Regions from separate parts of the Homo sapiens genome. Here regions 1 and 2 are each linked to region 3. The links are chromatin contacts, found by Hi-C or POLR2A ChIA-PET in ENCODE. All regions are on one chromosome and are shown on one strand. The core of a region is the stretch at or near the end of the contact, and the rest is flanking DNA. Distances in the headings are between cores, read along the strand shown.

Evidence for each region. Hi-C counts contacts between places; a loop is a spot of excess contacts on that map. ChIA-PET counts read pairs that join two places held with the same protein, here RNA polymerase II (POLR2A). Pooled maps may share reads with other maps.
Region 1: a loop to region 3 is called in a map with no recorded cell type, with 11 times the contacts of the local background. The contact joins the enhancer-like site here to the promoter of FSD2 in region 3. A Hi-C loop is called at or near these places in 1 of 168 maps with a recorded cell type or tissue (naive thymus-derived CD4-positive, alpha-beta T cell), 7 of 37 single-sample maps with no recorded cell type and 11 of 50 pooled maps.
Region 2: a loop to region 3 is called in a map with no recorded cell type, with 7 times the contacts of the local background. The contact joins the enhancer-like site here to the promoter of FSD2 in region 3. A Hi-C loop is called at or near these places in 2 of 37 single-sample maps with no recorded cell type and 7 of 50 pooled maps. POLR2A ChIA-PET finds 5 or more read pairs at or near these places in 1 of 52 experiments (B cell).

What each region holds. Positions count from the first base shown.
Region 1 is chr15:81,285,201-81,289,487 of GRCh38, forward strand. It overlaps IL16 (interleukin 16), which reads left to right. Exons shown (of 19, transcript NM_172217.5): 10 at 498-630. Among named protein-coding and RNA genes, the nearest start is that of STARD5, 37 kb to the right of the region's middle. RefSeq lists an enhancer at 1,578-1,657. Within about 2 kb of position 1,676, at least 6 of the 41 ENCODE cell types and tissues checked have a DNase peak (open chromatin) inside an H3K27ac peak, as active enhancers do.
Region 2 is chr15:83,926,961-83,931,404 of GRCh38, forward strand. The region is part of intron 17 of ADAMTSL3 (ADAMTS like 3); the gene reads left to right. Among named protein-coding and RNA genes, the nearest start is that of ADAMTSL3, 280 kb to the left of the region's middle. RefSeq lists enhancers at 1,209-1,378, 1,399-1,598. Within about 2 kb of position 2,876, at least 2 of the 41 ENCODE cell types and tissues checked have a DNase peak (open chromatin) inside an H3K27ac peak, as active enhancers do.
Region 3 is chr15:82,804,388-82,808,239 of GRCh38, forward strand. It overlaps FSD2 (fibronectin type III and SPRY domain containing 2), which reads right to left and starts at 1,682. Exons shown (of 13, transcript NM_001007122.4): 1 at 1,579-1,682. RefSeq lists an enhancer at 1,966-2,065.

The sequences.
Region 1 (4,287 bases), core at 426-2,925, 1.5 Mb before region 3:
TTATTTTTTCTCTGCCTTTTAGCACATGTAGGATGTTAGGTCCGATATTCAACATCCTGTGTGTGCTATGTTAGATCCAATCCTTCCTTCTAACTAGTCTACTTATGGGAACACAGAGGCCCAAGGAGAGGATGTGGTGGATTAAATCCTGGTTAATTGTTATTTAGTTGAATTGGCTAACCCACACCCTCAGTCTTTAATGGGCATAGTTAAATGTGAAAAGAAGGAGGAAAGTTACAGATGAACTTTTGTTAATGTTGACCCACTGTAAATAGGAAATGTCTGCTGCTTTGTGGTTGTACGGTAAGGGGGTATGGGATATGCTACTTTGGTCTGCCCTGTTCTGAGTTTTGGTCTGGTGGCTAGTGGGGTCTACTTATTCATGTGATTTTTATATCTCATCAAACAGCCCAGCCAGGAGTGGGCCCCTGGGGCAGTGACTGTTCAAATGTCTCATTGATTCACTTACTGATGGCTTCTTATTGATGCTTGCACAGGTGTGGGGACGAGATTGTGGAAATCAGTGATTCCCCTGTGCACTGCCTGACGCTCAATGAAGTCTACACGATCCTGAGTCACTGTGATCCCGGTCCAGTCCCCATCATTGTTAGCCGACATCCAGACCCACAGGTAACACCCACTGGGTTATCCTCTTCTTCTCAGGCTCACTCGTTCAGTACCAAAATTGGAACAAGAAATAGATGAAAACAGAGATGTTGCTGGCTGGGTTTGTACCTGAATTCCCAAGAATCCCTTCCAAGTTTCTGTAGTAAGAATTGTCTGCAGCAGAGGTCCACTAACAAACTCCTAGATATCAGAGGCAATTGACATTAACTTAGGGAAGCTCTTACAGCTGAGTTATAAGCTCTGGGGCAGGAAAGTAGAGACCCAGGGTCCCAGCTAGTAGACCAAGAAATTTATTCATTTATGCGTCTAGTAGGTACCCACTGTGGGAATGTCTGGAGGTAGGTACTGAAGATACAGAGGCAAGTTCATAGCACACAGTCCTGCCCTGCAGAAGCTCACAGTATCAATAAAGAGCCTGACATACAAATAATTGCAAAACAGAGATGGTAAGTCCTATGAGAATACAGGAATATAGCAGGGAATGGTTGATAAAGTAAAAAAATACCAGAGGTTAGTTTTCTCCAGGCAGAGAATATAAGGAAGATCATTCCAGGAGGTGGGAACACAAAATTCAATGTCACAGAGTCAAAAAGGGACCTGACATGGAAGGAGAGGAGTGGGTTCTGTGGGGCTGGAATGTAGGGTACTAGGTAAGAGTGACTGAGAACAGATGTTGGCAGGGCATTGGGGTTACACTGCAGAGGGCTTTCAACAGGATACTAAAGAGTTTGCATTTTATTCTACATAGTGAGGAGCTATGGGAGGTCTGTAGCTGTAGAAGGAGCATGTTCATATTTTAATTTTTAAACCTTTGATTGCACTGTAGAAGACAGGATAGAGTGGGTGGAGTGTGGGGTTTGTAAGAGGAAGGAAGCTGATGGTGAGAGCCTGAACTACACAGCAGCCATGAGAAGAGAAAAGAGAAGGGGCAATGTATTAGTCTGTTCTCCCGCTGTTGATAGACACATACCTGAGACTGGGTAGTTTATAAAGAAAAAGAGATTTAATAGACTTACAGTTCCATGTGGCTGGGGAGGCCTCACAATCACAGCAGAAGGTGAAAGGCATGTCTTACATGATGGCAGACAAGAGAGAATAAGAGCCAAGTGAAAGGGGAAACCCCTTATAAAATCGTCAGATCTTGTGAGACTTATTCACTATCATGAGAACAGAATGGGGGAAACTGCCCCTATGACTCAATTATCTCCCACCAGGTCCCTCCCACAACATGTGGGAATTATGGGAGCTAAAACTCAAGATAAGATTTGGGTAGGGACACAGACAAACCATATCAGGCAACATGAGGCAATGCTTGGGAAGACTCAACAAGAGCTGCTGGGCAAGTGGCTCTGGGGTAAGAGAGGGAGGAACCGAAGATATCTCGAATATTTTTAGATTGGAAGACTGAGCAATGGTCTTCCACCAGAAGAGAGAAGAGGAAAAGGTAGCAGGCTTGGGAGGGAGAGAAGAGCATGATCTTACTGTGGGACATAGTGAGGTGGAGGTACCACGGGGTGTCCAGGTAAAGATGCCCAGTAGGCAAGTTAGACTTAGGGCTGATAGCAACTATAACAGGAACCCAGGCTGGAGCTAGACTTGGGGGTTGAATCCCTGCTGTTGGTGAGAGCTCTGGGGAACCTGGAATAATCACCACAAAGAATTATTTAATCTTAATATGCACCAGGCATGTTTTTCAAAGATGTGACCCACACAACTGCATTTAGTTGTTGTGCAGCCTCCTGAAATCAGTGTGATATTTCCCCCCCAACTCACAGATGAGGAAACTGAGGCTTAGAAAGGACAAATAAGTTTCCCAATGGTGAAGCTACTAAGTAAAGAAGCTAAGATTTAAATCCAGCAAAGCCTGTGCTTTGAACTCACTGACTCCCAAACTCCCAGTGACACTTGGACAGAGTGGAGTAATGAGGGAAATCAATATATAATGGTGTGGTGGAATTCAAACCCAGCCCCATTCTGTGGATTGCACACTGGAGCTAAACACAATCAGAGACAAGCAAACTTCTTAATTAAGGCAAACAAATAATTGGCCTAAATCTCTGGACAATACAAGAAAAGAAAGAGGTCCCAATTAATTTGTCATTTCCTCCTGCTGCTTTTAGGACTACGGCAGAAAATCAGTGGAGTAGGGCGTCAGGTTGTGGGCAAATGCTGTAGCCCTGGGCTTAAGGAATGTGCATTCTCCCAGAGACATGGGACACACACAGAGAGGCCACAGAGGTGAGGGCCTTGAGAGTGAGGGAGCTGGAGTTCCAGCTGCTCAGATAAGGGAGCCAGGCCAGAAAGGACAGGTAAGGTTTAGAGCAGCAGAAAGACGAAGACACCCTAGGCCGTGGAGATCCAGGGGCACAGGCATAGGGCAGAGAGAAGAGAGCCAGGCCCAGCAGCAGAATGCCTGGCATGTGTCCAGTCTGCTGCTTGCTTATGGTTAATTTGGGCAACTCATCTAACCTCCAAGAGCCTCTGGTTCCTCAACTCTGACATAGGGGAGTGGTCTTTACCTTACAGGACTGTTGTGGATGGTAACTCTCCTCTAGTAAGAGTTTACCATCTGCCAGGCATTGTGCCGCAGACTTTAAATGATTTATTTATTGTTGTTTATTGTGGTAAAATACACATAACATAAAATTTACCATCTTAACCATTTTTTAAGTGTACAGTTCAGTGGCATTAAGGACATTCTCATTGTTGTGCAACCATTGCCACCATCCGTCTCCAGAACTCTTTCCATCTTTCAGAATTTAAACTCTACCAGTTAAACAAGTCCCTATGTTCTCCTACCAGCAAATCCTGGGAACCACCATTTTACTTTCTGTCTCTGTGATTTTGACTACTCTACGTTCATCGAAGTGGAATCATATAAAATGGGTCCTTTTGTGTCTGCCTTATTTGACTTCGCGTAATGTCCTCAAGGTTCATTTATGTTGTAGCACGGGCCAGAATTTCCTTCCTTTTTAAGGTCGAATAATCTTCTAGTATGTGTATGTGTGTGTGTGTGTGTGTGCGTGTGTGTGTATCACATGCTGTTTATCATCTGTTTTTGGGTACTTGGGTTGTTTCCACCTTTTGACTATTGTGAATAATGCTACAATGAACGTGGAGTACAGATTCCTCTGAGATACTGACTTCCCTTCTTTTAGGGTATATACCCAGAAGTGGAATTGCTGGGTCATATGGTAATTCTATTTTTAAGTTTTTGAGGAGCCTTCAAACTATTTTCCACAGTGGCTACACCATTTTACATTCTTATCAACAGAGCCCAAGGGTCCCGATTTCTCCATATCCTTGCCAATACTTTGTTATTTTCTTTTCTTTTTTTGAGACTGAGTCTCACTCTGTCACCCAGGCTCGAGCGCAGTGGCACGATCTTGGCTCACTGCACTGGGTTCAAGTGATTCTCCCACCTCAGCCTCCCTAGTAGCAGGGATTATAGGTGTGTACCACTGCACAGGCTAATTTTTGTATTTTTAGTAGCGATGGGCTTTCACCATGTTGGTCAGCCTGGTCTCGAACTCCTGACCTCAAGTGATCTGCCTGCCTCAGCCTCCCAGAGTGCTGGGATTAGAAGCATGAGCTACCATGCCCAGCCTCTTTTCTTTTTGTTTATAGTAGCCATCCTAATGTCCTAATGTGTGTGAGGTG
Region 2 (4,444 bases), core at 1,626-4,125, 1.1 Mb after region 3:
TTGTAGCCATGAATATCAGTTCACCTCTACTGTCTTTTCCAAAAATGCTCAGTGTCTCCTTCAGAAATACTGCTTTCCCAACCATGGCCCCCATGCTCCAGTATTTTGCAGAGCAGTTTTAAGAGTTCTACAATCCATAAATCCTTTTCTTTCTTTCTTTCTTTTTTTTTTTTTGAGACGGAGTCTCACTCTGTTGCCCAGGCTGGAGTGCAATGGCACAGTCTCGGCCCACTGCAGCCTCTGCCTCCTGGGTTCAAGTGATTCTCCTGCCTGAGCTTCCTGAGTAGCTGAGACTACAGGCATATGCCACCACACCCAGCTAATTTTTGTATTTTTCGTAGAGATGGGATTTTGCCATGTTGGCCAGGCCGATCTCAAACTGACCTCGAGTGATCCGCCCACCTCAGCCTCCCAAAGTGCTGGGATTACAGACGTGAGCCACCGCACCTGGCCCATGAATCCTTTTCTATGTACTGTTTTATTTAAAACAATGGATGAACCTGTTCACAACTTACACCTGCACTGTATCAGGTGTTTTGCTGTGCAACAATTTGAAAATCACTGCCCTAAGTCTCTTTTTGGTGAAAAGTAGCTAGTACTATTCTTATTAATGGCTTCACATTCTTTCAGAAATGTGCTAATAAATATATAATGAATAAAGGCTCTTGTTTTCTGTATATGAAAACTGAAATTTAGGATTTTTAGGTAATTGATGACTTCTCCATGAGCATACACTAAATAAATTGCATACTACAACATAAAGCCCAAACATGGAGTATTTCTCATGAGATGTCATCTAGTCCAAATTCTGCCTTTTCTGGATGGCCAAATGGAGGCTGTGGGAGCCCACATATTATGCTACTAGTAGAGCTGGTCTCCTGATTTCCAGTCCCTCCACTAGCCATCCCCTTTGTCTACTCTAGCCAGTACTCTCTTTCTAGAAAGATGACTAAAAAAAAATGGTTTCGAATTTACACAGACTTAAAATTGTGACTACAATTTGGCTGTGTGATTTTTTTTTTTTCTTTTTTTTGAGATAGGGTCTCTCTCTGTTGCTCAGGCTGGAGTGCAACGGTATGATCACAGTTCACTGCAGCCTTGAACTTCTGGGGTCAAGTGATCCTCCTGCCTCAGCCTCCCAAGTTGCTGGGATTACAGGAATGAGCCATGTGCATCACTAATTTTTAAAAATTTTTAAATGTTTTTAGAGATTAGGTTTTTCTCTGTCATCTAAGCTGGAGTGCAGTGGTGCAGTCATGGCTCACTACAGCCTTGACCTCCTGGGCTCAAGACATCCTCTCATCTCAACCTTCCAAGCCCCTAGGATTATAGGCATGAGTGACCACACCCAGCTAGCTATGATATATTGCTAGCCATTAACAAAGAAGAGTAAAAAGAAGAAAATACAACCCAATATGTTGGGGTATATTTTATTTCTAGATTTAAATCTTACTGCAGATTGACATGAAGCTAGTCTTCACCAGAGTTCTGTCCTGTTTCTAGCCAAGTAACAACTAAAACAGAGAAAACGAAAATGATAACAACATGAAAGGCACTTCAAATGAGAATGATTTGCATATCACAGGATGAAAAGAGAGGCCCTAAGAACACTGATGAAACTCTCAGTTTTATTTTTGTGAAAATAACTGTTCCACTCTTGCTCTGGAAGTGAAGGTAGCCATAATGTGTCATCATATAATTTTTTCAGAAAAGAAAGCCAAAATATGAAACAATTTACAATTCATTCTCTGCCATTCTAAGAATTAGTGCATAAAGTTGGCATTACAACCACAATTATGTTCAAGATAAGATAACTTGATTTTATAATTTTTAATTTAAATTTTCAAGACTAAATCAAACATTTTCCCCCACTTTATCATGAAACCTGAGTTTCTTTTTTGAGTGGAATCACATAAAGTGGCCTTTTATGGTTTTTGTTCTCTGATAATATGAACTTGAGATTCTTGACCATTTACTTTTCAGTACTTGATGAATTTGTCCTAATCATGTGTAACTGCCACTGCCTTAATTCAGATATGTTTTACCTGAACTGTTTCACAAGTTTCTAAATGAACTCTTGACTCTCCTGTTTCCTGCTCTGATCCATGTGCACACACGACTATGAAAGATCTTTATCTTTCTAAGTTGCAAAATGACTGTGTGTGCCTCTGCATGAAACCTTCAACAACACTCCTTTATCTATGGATTAAAACCCACATTCTCTACTTTGGCATGTGTTTCTTTTGCCGGGGCTGCCATAACAAAGCACCAGAAACAGAGTGGCTTAAAGAACAGAAATTTATCATCTCCCAGATCTGGAGACCAGAAGTCCAAAATTAAGGTGTCCGCGGCGTTGATTCTTTCTTAGAGCTGTGAGAGAGCCTTGGTTCCATGGCTTTCTCCTGGCAGGTAACCTCTGGCATTCTTTGGCTTGTGAATGGCATTGTCCCTGTGATTTCATATTGTTTTCCTTCTCTGTGTCTTTGTGTCCACACTTCTCCTTTTCATAAGGACATCACTTATATTGGAGTAGGGCCTACTCTAATGACCTCCTCTTGATCATCTGCAAAGAACTTATTTCCGAATAAGGTCACAGTCACAAGTACTGGGGGTTATAACTTCCACATCTTTTGTGGGAAGGCAATTCAACCTATAACAGCATATAAATGCCTTTGTGACCCTGGATCCAACTCTTAAACCACATCTCCTGTCACCTCTACCACACACACACACACACACAGAGAGAGACAGAGAGAGACAGAGAGACAGAGACAGACACACACACACACAGAGAGACAGAGAGAGACAGAGAGACAGAGACAGACACACACACACACACACACTCAGACTCACCCTAAGGAACTTGCTCAGCAGCCACAGTAAATTATGCACCATGACCCACACTCCTGCTCATTCATGCCATTTGGACCTTTGCACACACTATGCCCTCTGCCTCTTAGAGACCTTCGCTACTATGACATTAGTTAATTCTCTCCCATAAAAGTAATCATTGGCTCACTTCTCACTGGTAAAATGAAGTTCAACAGAATGTGAGATAGGATCCTTACCTGAGACACTTGATAGCAAGGAACTCTCAAAAGTCAAAAGAAAATTGGAAATGGATCAGGGACATGGGATAAAGCCTCAGTTCCACGTCTCTCAAGGAATTTCAGGTGAGTTCCTTAGCTCTCTGGACCCTGTTTCTTAATATGAATAATGAAGAAAGGTGTTGGACTTTATGATCACCGAGGTCCCCTAAGCTCCAGTCTTTCATTTTTGAGTAGTGCTTTCAGGTTGCATTTTTCACTCATGTCTTCAAATTATGTCTAGTCCTTTTGTAACAATCCTTATGTCCATACCTGAGTAGTGTGACGTGCTTGGGGTTTTAGTTCTAAGGATGACAGCCTTGGTTTGACCTGCCCAGGAGGTCAAGGCAGGGTTGAGTTTAGTCAGTGCTCTTCCATTGCCCACCAAACCAGAACAAGATTTAGCAACAAATCTAGAAATTGTTTCTTAAATTTACTGAAGAAAGCTTACTGGTTTATTCATGCATCAGCCTGTGTACTGTATCCCCTTTCTCTCATCACTGTGCCTCAGCAAGAGTTCTTACACATTCTCTTCCTCAGCAATCTCTTGCCCACAGAGCTTCCAAGCTAGGAATAATAGAGCAGACAACATGTCTTGGCCACTTTGCAAAATTAAGAGTCTGTTTTTATGTGAAAGGAAATACTATTCCTCATTTCAAAGTTGCAAATTTAATAAACTTTTCAAAGGTTGAGAGTTATATTGGAAAAAAACCAGCAGAGACAAAGATTTGATGCCAAAATAAAGGTAAGTTTACAAAAATGTTTTAGGTTCTAGAAACTAGTGGTGTAGGAATAACAGGAACAGTGTGTTGCATAATATTTTCCATACAAATATTTACTGACTCCAAGGGCAATAGCAGTAAAATATTACCCCAGGGTGAAACTTACCACTGAGATTGGGTTGAACAGCCAGTGGATCTTTATTTACCCAAAGGCAAATGTATTTGATGTATTAGCCTGGGCTCTCCAAGGTGGGGTGTTGGATGTTTATTTGCTTTTATGGGGTTACTCCCCCTGATCTATCCTATAACTGCTGAGTGCCTGCTATTTATGGAGTTTGCTTTTTCCAGGAGAGAGCCAGCAGCTTGTAGAAGCATGCTGGGTTACATAATGGTCCTGCTAGTCTGAGGAGAGCCTTCTTCTCTAACAGGATTCAACACTGCTAGGGAAGAAAGGAGGAAAGCAAGAGGCAATAGTGATGTGTTTCTGTACCAGCTTGTTACCTATTTCTTGATATAAAAAACAATTCTTTATTGAGTTCATTGTCTGTGAATAAGAAATTGTTGCCCATTTCTTAAATAAAAACAGCTCCATCTCCAGTTCCTTGTGACTATAATTGATTTATCTAGCTATACACT
Region 3 (3,852 bases), core at 432-2,931:
AGGATGGCAAAACTGAGATCTTGTGAGGATAAAGGACTTGCTTATAGCCAATTTTCTTTTACAAAAATGTATCTGGGCTACTCTGTATTTAGCCCTGTGCTTGAATCCAAGCTTTTCACCTGACACACAACCAGTCAGGTGAAGAGCTTGGATTCAAACCCAGGTTTCCATTAAATCACACCATCTACAGACAGAGGAGCAGTTCACTAAAATAATGCTTACATTCCCATGTGCTACCCAAAGGGAAATAGCCAGGATTCTGTATGACCAATAAATCATCATGAGAAATTATTTCAACCAGAAGCTGGAATGTGAAACACCAAGTTGAACTGTCAGAAGACTGGAAAACACTTAGTGCAAATACAGATAAGAACACATGCTTTCAAGCTGGCACTTGCCCTTCGAACACACAACACAAAGTGGTCTCAACACAAACTGGCTCAGTGTCAAAGTAGGAATTTTGCAACACACCCTACAGTTAACAGTCACTTTTCCCCTCAACACCTAGACTCTTTCTTAACAAAATCAGGATTTGGGGAGAAAGGAAAGTTGACAATAAACTGTCATTTTATAAATGGTGAAACTAAAGCTTAGAGAAGTAAAGCAATTAGTCATAGTCCATTATGAATGTCTTTGCTGGATACCCTTTCCTCTATGCCAAGGGAAGCAGTTAAAAAAAATAAAAAAGATGTTTGTCTAAGGCTTATATGGGAGGTGTATCCCTGTGCATTACTTAGAAAAGTCCCCCAATAATTTTTTTTTTTTTTTTTTTTTAGAGACAGGTTCTTGCTATGTTGCCCAGACTGGTCTTGAACTCCTGGGCTCATGCAATCTGCCACCTCACTTGGCTTGTTTATTAACCTTTTATGGATCATGGGCATATCTACTGAATCTACTGAAACCTGTGAATTCTCTTCCCAGAAGTGATTCCATAAGGGCAGGAACATAACTTTGCCTATAATTTTAGCTCTTCCATGCAGCCCTTGGCAATTCCTGAGCCACAGCAGTGAAAGAAAGCTTGCCTTAAAGTGTTACAGTGATATGAAATGATTCAAATCAGCTTTGCAGACACTGCCCGAACCTGAAAACTTTCTATAGGAGGAGGCTGTATGCATAACAAGTGAAAAATAATTACGATGCTGTTTTTTAGTATTTGAATCAATGCATGAAGTTATTATTTTTCAGCATGTACACACAGATTAAATAAAATGTATTTACAACACAATAGTATAGCCAGATGATATTCAACATCTATATTTCCAAACTGTTCTACCAAATGGTTCTAACTAATGGGTCCCAGCACTACAGATATCCTAAAGACACATTATAAGAATCACCAGCCCCTGTCTGCCTTCATCAGAGCCTCTCACATCCTGTCCCAACATCATGTTCAGTTAATGCGAATTCTTGCTTTAAGAAGGCACAGAAAACATTTACACTATTTATTGTAATTTAAACATCTGCAATTTACCATGATATCTCTTCCCACCTACAGGAAAGATATTGCATTAATATTGCAGCATTGAGTTTCTAATAATACAATTTGCATTGGAAGAATATGACTACCCCAAAACTTGCCTGCTAAGCGTCCATAAATGCTTCCTTTAACTCAGAGGACCTGGAGTTCTGCTAGAAAATTGAATCTGTGTTCAGCAGGCTTTCCTTCCTAGTGACCTCTGCATGCCCCACAGGCTACCCCTGCCTATTTTACACCAGAGTTCTGCAAGTGGGGCACCAAAGCTGGATGGTAACATGAGCTGGCTGCAGCCACAAATAGCAACAGGCCTGCCATGAGTGAAGGTCCAAATATAGACCTGCTGTGGCTGAGTTGCCACTTCTTACTACTCAAGTGTCACCAGGAGAGGTCACATGCCGTGCTCTGAGTTACTTTCTGTGCTGTGAGGGGTTTTAGACTTGTGGCTCTACCATGGGTCTCAGATGGCTGGTCATGTGGAGAGGGCTGGGGACTGTCACGGCAAGACCAGGAAGAAGATTCCTTTTTTTTTTTTTTAAGTGAATGAGTTTCTAAAATTATATGCAAAATTATGTCTGTGTCCTTATAGAATCACTTCCGGGAAGAGAACTCACAGGTTTCAATAGATTCTCAGAGGTGCTCATGAACCATACAAGGTTAAAAAACATTTTGGGGGCACTTTTCTAATCAAAGCACAGGACACACTTCCCATATAAGCCTTAAGCAAACATTATTATTTTTTTTTTTTACTTGCCATGGTATGGCATAGAAATGGGACTATCCAGCCAATACATTCCTTATGGACTATGATTGACTATTTCTCTAAGCTTTAGTTTAATAATTTATAAAATGACAATTTAGTGTTAATGTTCTTTTCTTCCAAAATTCTGACTCTGTTAAGAAGTTGAAAGAGTCTAGGTGTTGAGGAAAAAAGTGAGTGTTAACTGTGGGTGTGTTGCAAAATTCCTACTTTGATGCTGAGCCCACAGACCAGCATAACAGTATAATCTCTCTCTCCTCTCTCTCTCTCACATGCACGCACGCACACACACACACACACACACACAGTGTAATAGTCAGAGTTGTCCAGAGAAACAGAACCAATAGAATGTATACATATATGGAAACAGATTTATCATAAGGAATTGACTCATGTAATTATGAAGACCAAAAAGTCCCAAGATCTGCAGTTAGTAAGCGGAAGATCCAGGAGAGCCAATGGTGTGGTTCTAGTCCAAAGGCCAGCAGGCTCAAGACCCTGGAGAGCCAATGTTTCCATTTGAGTTGGAAGGCAGGAAAAAAACCCATATTCCCACTTGAAGGCAGTTAGGCAGGAAGAATTCCCTCTTATTCAAGCTTTTGTTCTATTCAGACCTTCAATCGATTGGATGAGGCCCACTCACATGAGGGAGGGCAACCAGTTTTACTCAGTCTACTAACTCAAAGGTTAATCTCATCCAGAAACACCATCACACACACACACCCAGAATAATGTCTGACTAAACACCTGGTGACCCAATCAAGTTGACACATTAAAATTAACCATCATACATATATATACATATGCTATAGACAGTTTATATTCCCCTAAAATTCCCATGTTGAAACCAAATCCCCAATGTGATGGTATTTGGAAATGTGGCCTTTGGGAGGTGATTAGGTCATGAAGGCAAGCCCTCATGAATAAAATTAGTGCCATTACATTGGGGGTCCCAGAGAGCTCTTCCATGTGAAGATGCAGTAAGAATACAGGTATCTACGAACCAAGAAGCAGCCCTTCCTTACCAGACACTGAATCTGCTGGTGCTTTAATCTTGGACTTTCCAGCCTCCAGAACCATGAGAAATAAATGTTTGTTGTTTACAAGCCACCCACTCAATGGTATTCTGTTATAGCAGCCTGAATGGACTAAGACATATATTAATATATAGAGAGAGGATAATTTTATTTTTTCTTTTCTTTTTTTTTTGAGGCAGAGTCTCACTGTTTCGCCCAGGCTGGAATGCTGTGGTGCAATCTCGGCTCACTGTAACCTCTGCCTCCTGGATTCAAGCAATTCTGATGCCTCAGCCTCCTGAGTAGTTGGGATTATAGGGCATGCACCACCACGCCCGGCTAACTTTTCTTTTTCTCTCTCTTTTTTTTTTTTTTTTTGGTATTTTTAGTAGAGACGGGGTTTGGCCATTTTGGCCAGGCTGGTCTCGAACTCCTGACTTCAACTGATCCGCCCACCTCGGCCTCCAAAAGTGCTGGGATTACAGGTGTTAGTCACTGCACCCAGCCACCCACGACAATTTTATAATTAGAAAGATTGACAGTTTCCGCTTGAAAAACCAAATAGATAAGAAAACTAACAGAAATAACACAGTATAAAGCAG